2 separate regions of the Mus musculus genome follow, and region 1 is linked to region 2. The links are chromatin contacts, found by Hi-C or POLR2A ChIA-PET in ENCODE. All regions are on one chromosome and are shown on one strand. The core of a region is the stretch at or near the end of the contact, and the rest is flanking DNA. Distances in the headings are between cores, read along the strand shown. Region 1 holds the start of Crp (C-reactive protein, pentraxin-related). Region 2 overlaps Gm35601 (a long non-coding RNA gene).

Evidence for each region. Hi-C counts contacts between places; a loop is a spot of excess contacts on that map. ChIA-PET counts read pairs that join two places held with the same protein, here RNA polymerase II (POLR2A).
Region 1: a loop to region 2 is called in a map of mouse embryonic stem cell, with 2.3 times the contacts of the local background. The contact joins the promoter of Crp here to the enhancer-like site in region 2. A Hi-C loop is called at or near these places in 1 of 37 maps with a recorded cell type or tissue (mouse embryonic stem cell). POLR2A ChIA-PET finds 5 or more read pairs at or near these places in 1 of 5 experiments (Patski).

What each region holds. Positions count from the first base shown.
Region 1 is chr1:172,695,981-172,699,886 of GRCm38, reverse strand. It overlaps Crp (C-reactive protein, pentraxin-related), which reads right to left and starts at 1,831. Exons shown (of 2, transcript NM_007768.4): 1 at 1,687-1,831; 2 at 1-1,473. The coding sequence starts at 1,750. The coding sequence ends at 860.
Region 2 is chr1:172,648,693-172,652,596 of GRCm38, reverse strand. It overlaps Gm35601 (a long non-coding RNA gene), which reads right to left. Exons shown (of 5, transcript XR_001779542.2): 3 at 1,649-3,904; 4 at 1,024-1,171. Among named protein-coding and RNA genes, the nearest start is that of Gm35601, 18 kb to the right of the region's middle. Within about 2 kb of position 1,913, at least 1 of the 3 ENCODE cell types and tissues checked has a DNase peak (open chromatin) inside an H3K27ac peak, as active enhancers do.

The DNA of each region.
Region 1 (3,906 bases), core at 582-3,081, 47 kb before region 2:
TTCTGAGCACAGTGTAGTCAGTGCTCCATCACTCTAGGTTGCCCAAACAAGACCTGCATAATGACACCAATTGACATGCAACATGGACAGAAGAAATTTCACAAAGACAGAACCCTATATGAAGAGCTAGAGGTAATCAGTGGCTGCTGAGAAAAGGACAATCAGTCTTCAGGGAGGGGCCCTCCTGATAGATTATCCAGTGTCCAGTCTTCAACAAAATACAAGAAGCACTAAATGTAATCAGTAAGATGGATGACTGATGAATAGATGATAGATAGGTAGATAGATAGATAGATAGATAGATAGATAGATAGATAGATAGATAGATAGATTGATTGATTGATTGATTGATTGATAGATGATAGGTATTATGCATATGTATATATGCATAAGGCTAATAATAAGACATCATGAATTTGAGAGAGAATTTGGAAGGATAGGAAAGGATCTGAAGAGGGAGGGATAGAAAGTATGTAAATACAGCACTCAAGATGACATTATAAAACAAAAACAATAAAAAATTATTCTCCTTTCTGTGCATCTATTTTTTCATCTATGTGAGGGAGAAGAATTATGTCTGAAATTTTTTCAATTATATATATATATATGGATATTTACATATATATATATAAAACCATGGGTAAGTCAGATTCTCTTTGGTAGAGTCCTAGTGGGATGCTTATGCTGGAAGCCTTCCATTTAAATTCCGTGCTCTAGTGCTGAGGACCACAAAGCAGAGAAGTGAAAGGCCATATTCACAGAACAGACCTACAACATCTGCTGGGGCTAAAAGGTTCATAACCCGAGACAAGGGAGAGAATGTAATCCCAGGAGGTGCTTCAGGGCTCACAACAGTAGGTCAGGACCACAGCTGCGGCTTAATAAACACATCACCCTGTGCTTTATAGTTCAGTGCCCGCCAGTTCAAAACATTGGGGCTGAGTGTCCCACCAACATAGACTGTGCTGATCTGTTCTGGAGATAGCACAAAGTCCCACATGTTCACATCTCCGATGTCTCCCACCAAAGACTGCTTTGCATCAAAGTCACCGCCATACGAGTCCTGCTCCTGCCCCAAGATGATGCTTGCATCTGGCCCCACAGTGTAGCCCTTGTGCAGACTTTTCCGCACCTTGGGTTTCCCATCAATCCAGAACTCTACAATCCCCGTAGCAGACTCCCAGCTGGCACAGATGTGTGTTGGAGCCTCAGGAATCTCTGAAACCATGAATCGTACTTCAGCACCACCCACTCCAAAAGTATACTGTTTATCCTTATTCCAAAATATGAGAATGTCGTTAGAGTTCTTCTTGGTAGCATAAGAGAAGACACTGAAGCTGCGCACTGTGCTCAGAGCAGTGTAGAAATGGAGACACACAGTAAAGGTGTTCAGTGGCTTCTTTGACTCTGCTTCCAGAGACACATAGGAAGTATCTGACTCCTTGGGAAATACAAAGGCCTTTTTAAACATGTCTGTGAAACAGAAAACCAAGAAAGTAAGTAGTTTCTCAGATAATGAAGACTTATTCCTCCCTTACAGGTAGAGTTTGGGATCAAGGGTCATCTGGTCCTCTCCCAGGTTACATAAATACACAGCTACCCTGATCCTGATCCTTGATTCCTTATGCAAAATATTAAGTTCCGACCATTCTCCCATAGGGAAAAGATCTTTATGATAGCTCCTACCTTCATGACCAAAAGTCCGAGAGAAGCTGATCATGATCAGAAGGCACCAGAGTAGCTTCTCCATGGCTATGGATGCTGCTGGGATCTGGACTAAGAGGACAGTGTTTTGTCTGAAAGATCAAGGACAAGGAGTCCTGGAACGCTTGCCTCGGGCCCAGCCCATCCTCAGATTTATAACTATAGCAGATGGAGGGGCTGAACCACTTTGTAAATGATTTCCTAACACTGCCTCTTGGGGTAAACGTCAGACCACTGGGAGAAAGAGAAGCAAAAAAAAAATCATTCTAGAACAGAGAAATCAATGTGGGTTATTTATTACAAACTCCTGTGACCCCTGAATCACCAGCTTCTGTGTGACAGGAAAAATGAGAAAGCTTCCCAAGGCTCCACTTGGCCTAGCTCTACTGAGAAAAATAATGGGAAATTTTAGCTTAATAGATGAGCACTTGTGTGTGTGCATATGATGGCTGCATCTCCAGTGTCTGCTAACCTGTCCTGGAAGCTGCTCTTTTCCATATTGGGAAATGAAGAAAACAAGCATTCCATTCCCAGTACCAAGAACAAACTTTCCCTGGCCAACTGCCTAGACTTATCAGAGACCTTTGACTGAATGGAACACCTGTCCTATCCCAAATGTACCATTGGTCACAATCTTGTGTAACAGACTGGGTTTTGTTTGTTTGATGTTTTGGGTTTTTTTTGGTTTGGGGGTTTTGGGTTTTGGGGGTTTTTGGGGGGTTTTTTTGTTTTTTTGTTTCTTTTTTATAATGTGGAAGCTTCAGGGAGGAGGCAGGATAGTCAGCATTTGCTTCTTTTGTTCAGAGTCTAAGAAGTCCCTCCACACTGCCTAGCAACAGTTAAGCAGTTCTCTGCTTACCTCAGTCTTCTAGTTGAATACCATGCTCCTTGGCCTTGCTTCTGAACCCCGCACAAGCTCATCCATTCTTTCATTCCATTCATGAGTTGCCCTCTAATTGAGAAATTAGAGAAAAATAGTGTATCCCCTGAAGCAGAGAACCATTCATTCAGTAATTCCATTTTTAGTTAGATGCATTCCCATCCTAACAAAGTCAATTTCTCAGCATCAGCTATAGGTCAGAATGAGATTTGGACAGAAAAGAGACATTCTCTAGGTTGTATCCTTTATAGTGAAGATACAAGGCTTCCCTTTTACTACTTCCTTGTCCTCTGGTTAGGACTGATGGGAGAGGGAGAGGGAGAAGGGGAGGGGGAGGAGGAGGGGAGAGAGGGGAGGGGGAAGGGAGAAGGAGGGGAAGGGAGGGAGAGGGGAGGAGGGGAGGGGGAGAGGGGAGGAGGGGAGGGGGAGAGGGGGGGAGAGGGAGAGGGGAAGGGAGGGGGAGAGGGAGGGGAGGGGGAGGGGGAGAGGGAAAGGGAGGGAATCACCTTTCCTTAACAAGCTGCAAGCAGAGGTTGACACAGCAACTCAATAGGTTGAACCAGTAAATACTATCATAAAGCCATTGTTTTAACCCTTGACTATCATATACACAAATACTCATTTAAAGAATATGCAGTCTTAAATTTTGTCAAATTGTTATGAATTTGGTCATTCTCCTATTGAAGCTTGGTTGCTACCACTCTGTGTCTTTCCACTATAAAATCTACCTGCTTTTCTGACTCCCCATAAGAAATAAACAGTTGCTGAATGTATCTAAGGTCAAACTTGCACCTTTAGATCAGGCTCAAATGATACATCATCTAGTGAATTTTTCCCTGTGTTTCTTTCTGCCTTACACATAATTAATTTCACCTTCATTCTATCATTTCTCCAAATGCCAAAACTACAATAAACATGGCATTTTAGAGAAATAAGAGAAAGACAGAGGGAAAAAGAAAGAAGGTAGAAAGGTTATTTGTAACCAAGATCTCCATTGTCCCATATCTTCCTCCTTAACCCAAGGATTTCTGGTTCTAACCTCTATCACTTAAGAAGAAAACAACATAAAACTCTCTCTCTCTCTCTCTCTCTCTCTCTCTCATATTAAATTTAATAACCAATTTTCTAGGGTGTTTTTTTACTCTTATGCAACATCTGACATTAGCACAGGTCTTTTTCTTTTTTTTAATTTTTTAATTAGGTATTTTCCTCATTTACATTTCCAATGCTATCCCGAAAGTGCCCCATACCCACCCCACCCCCACTCCCCTACCCACCCACTCCCTCTATTTGGCCCTGGCGTTACCCTGTACTGGAGCATA
Region 2 (3,904 bases), core at 664-3,163:
ACTGTAAACACGTTGCTTCCTCGTCAAGAGAACAGAACGCAAGGCTGGAAAAGCACCCAGGTAGAGTGGCCAAAATTCCATTCTGAGGGCAGAAAAATGGGCAGCAATACGAGCCTTATCTCCAGGCTGCTCTCTGAATCTTTGAACAACAACAAACCTCTGCACCTTTGCTTTCTCACCCGAAAGTCGGCGGTGTTGAACATAATTCTAGATACAAAGGTCTCCGGTGCTCGCATTACCTTGCTGGGCAAAGAGAGGGCTGAGAAAGGCTGTCCTGGGCTGCGGACTGCCTATTCCTAGATGACCAGGCTTTACCTCCTGTGCCATCTCACGTTCTCCCTCACACCCCCAATCCGGACTCTGATCTCTGGACTCTGCCCCAATGGCACAGACTTAGATCACGAAGGCCAGATCTAAACACACCACAGACACCCACTCCCCTGAGATATGGGATAACATGCTAACGTTATCTTAAGCCTCAGTTTTCTCCTCTGTAAAAGAGTAATAATCACCTCGTGGGGTTTCTATGAAGATGAAATGATATTTATATTGGAAATGATTTATGAGCTATCTGGCACTGTGCAATGTTAATACCGCAACTGTGATTATTGCTGATTAATGCCATTCAAAGCCTATGGGTAGCAGCCCAAGAAGTTGGATTCTGAGTTGGAGACTTCAGGGTCATCAATTTCAGCTCCTGCCCCTTGTGGATTTTCGGAGGTCGGTGGAATCAGGCCGAATGACATTGAACTTTGCTGTAATCGGGTATTGATTCTGGTTTTCCTAACACAGAACAGAGGTTTGTTTAAACTTTTACTTAAAGGCAAGTGACAGGAACTGGTTTTAATGGTCCGGAAAAGTTTTCACCCCATTAGCAATACCCTGCCCACATGACCTCAGGTTTTCCTGTTTCAAGAGGCAATTGCAGAATTTCTGGAGAGCTACCGTATACTAATGGTAACAAATCCATCAGTTGCTGGAAAGAACTGGCACACCTCTACTCTAAAGTGTGGTTGGGCTTACCATTCCACAGGACAGCAGCTTTCTGTGGTCGTAAAGAAGCGGTAGGAAAGGCTGCCCAACAAGACACTGAGTGTGCCAGCGAGCTCCTTAGATGTTTCCTGCACAGTGCTGGTGCAGTGCTGTGGAACATCTTCCAGAGCTTTCTCCTCTGTGCCAAAGGTGAAAAGCTATGCATTAATAAAAGGTCTTGAGCAGTTCCTTTAGAACATACTCCGAGGTGTTAAGTTCCCTGAGCAGTCAGCCTTAGGAAAGCTTTCATCTCTCTCTCTCTCTCTCTCTCTCTCTCTCTCTCTCTCTCTCTCTCTCTCTCTCTCTCTCTCTCTCTCTCTCTCTCTCTCTCTCTCCCTGTCTGCCTCTTGCTCACTCCCCTCCTCCCTCTGACCTTCCCATCAACACCTGCAGATCACATGCCCCTAGACAGACAAGCCTGGACCCATAAACAGAAGAGTAAGCAACTCCTCATATGGTGTAACTGGAGACATATCCCAATCCCCACTGCCCAAAATATCTTCCCCGCCAAATGCCATGGTGCCGAAAATTCCCAGTATTAAATTCACTGCGACTAAGAACTCCTCCCTTCACCTTATCTTCTTTCCAACTGTCTACACCATGTTAGCTTACTTACCCTCTGTGCTTAGCCATGAGCCACTGACGTATCATCCAAAGCCTACAGGATTCCCCCAGCAGTAAGTGATCTCTCATTGCCAAGGGAAAAAGAAATCGCAAAGCTTAACTTGAACCTGTTTTATGATATACATTGCCCTTTGTTTAAACACTCCTACTATTGCACCACTAATAACCTGAAAGGTCCATCCCTCAGCTGGACCTTATTAGTCTCTCTGCTTCCATCCCATCCTCAAATGACTAGGCTCAGAGCTGCCCCCTACTGGAGAATCACACTGAGAGGCGCCGGCATGAACTTTACCAGGCCTGAGATCTTGCTGCTCTCACTACCTCTGTTCACCTGGAGAGTCACTTTGAAGATCTCCTCTTATGGAAAAGGCCACTGGAGAGTCTCCCAGCTCCATAGCTAGCTCACTCGATGACCTCACACCACATACTGGCTTAATAAAGACCCACACACACATGACTGGTCTTCATCCTCCAGTGTGGATTAACACTTACCCACTGAGGTGAGGCTTCTGTTTTAAAGAATGCCAAAGGGAGAATAAGATAAGAAAGAGGAACCACGCAGATGAGGTGTTTTGTTTTGTTTTGTTTTGTTTTTTGTTTTTTTTGGTTTTTTTTCATCTTATTTTCTTACAAAACTGGCTGATTCATTCGGCCCTGGGCTTGCAAACAGCTACACAGAAAAGGTATTAACACAAAAGAACACTGAGTGGTAGGTAGCTCACGTCTGTAATGTCAGCATTAAGGAGATTAGGAAAGGACACCAGAAGCAGGACTTCCAGACTAACTTAGGAAAGATGGCAAGACCATCACAAAAATAAAAATTGTAATTCAGTTTTTAAAACAATGTGAGGTGATCAGCACTTCCTGATATCCAAGGTAAGTTGATGTGATGCACTTGACCTTCGAAGCTATCCACGGAACCTAGGGGTGGTAGCCCAGGCCTAGAAAGCCAACACTCGGGAGGCTGGAGTAGAATTGCTTCAAGTTCAGGGCCAGTCAGGACTGTATAGTGAGTACTAGGACTGCCAAGACTACATAGCAAGACCTTTTCTCAAAAAATAAAAACCACAGACCAAACGATGATGAGCATTCCTGGGCGTCACAGGTCCGTCTCCTGCACAGTTCTTTCACACAGGATCACTCTGGCTGTTGCTTTACAACGGTGTTGCTCAAAACGGTGGCACAAAGTAATAGCAAGTATTTTATATCACCTCACTGGAGATTAACCGGGCTCAGCTAAGCAGTTCTCTCTCTCGGAGTCTGTTGGGAAGCTACAATCAGATAGTGGCTATGCCTAAAATAACTTGAAGCCTGACTTGAGAAAGCTAAAACATCTAGAGGCTGCAAGTTAGTCTTCCTACCCCGGTACCACTGAGTGATCTCTCTAAATAACTGCGTAGCCTTGATAGCCTCAGAAAAGCCAGGATTCTCATAAGGGCGCTTAGCTTGGGCGGAGAGGGGGAGGAGAGGCATGTGCCAGGGAAGCTTCCTCGTTCTTTCTGAGTTAACCTCCCAAGCCATACTGTCACCTCTGTCACATGTGTTACTTGCTAGAAACAAAACAGCCAGGACCAACTTCTGTTGAAGGGAAGTAGAATTATTCTTCAGACACTCTGTGGAGGAATGTCTAAGAGTGTGAGAACACGTTTTAAAGCTCTCATAAATGAGAAAGTAAGCATTTGCAAATCGATAAATGCTATTCTTGACAGCAATGGTAGCACGTGGCTACGACGCTCATGCGATGAAGGTCAAAGCAGCATAGAAAACCAGCCTGGGTTACACAGTGAGACCCTGTGTCGATAAAAGTAAAACCTAAAAATTTAAATTTCAAAACAATATGTGATTCTTTTGAAAATCAAATGAAGGGATATTCTAACATAATCTTCTAGGGATAAAACATAAAATATCTAGAGTTATGCTGTCAAATATGGTATCTACTGGCATAGATATTTAAACTTAAATTAGATTTAATTAATTGTAATTTGGCATTAGGTTAATTAAAGTTAACTAGCTACAATAATTAACTGAAACAAATTTAAATTAATTTTAAGATGTCTTAATAAAAAAGTTCTAAAACCCATTCTGTTTCAACAGCCAATTTCCGCTGCTTTGTAGATGCACACACTTGGTGCTACCATGTTGGGCACCACAAATAAGAAACATCTCTCTGCGTCACCAAAAAAAAGTTCTCCTGGACAATGCAGATTTACAGTGAAGGAACCAAGAATGCATCCTTCAGCTGTCAATC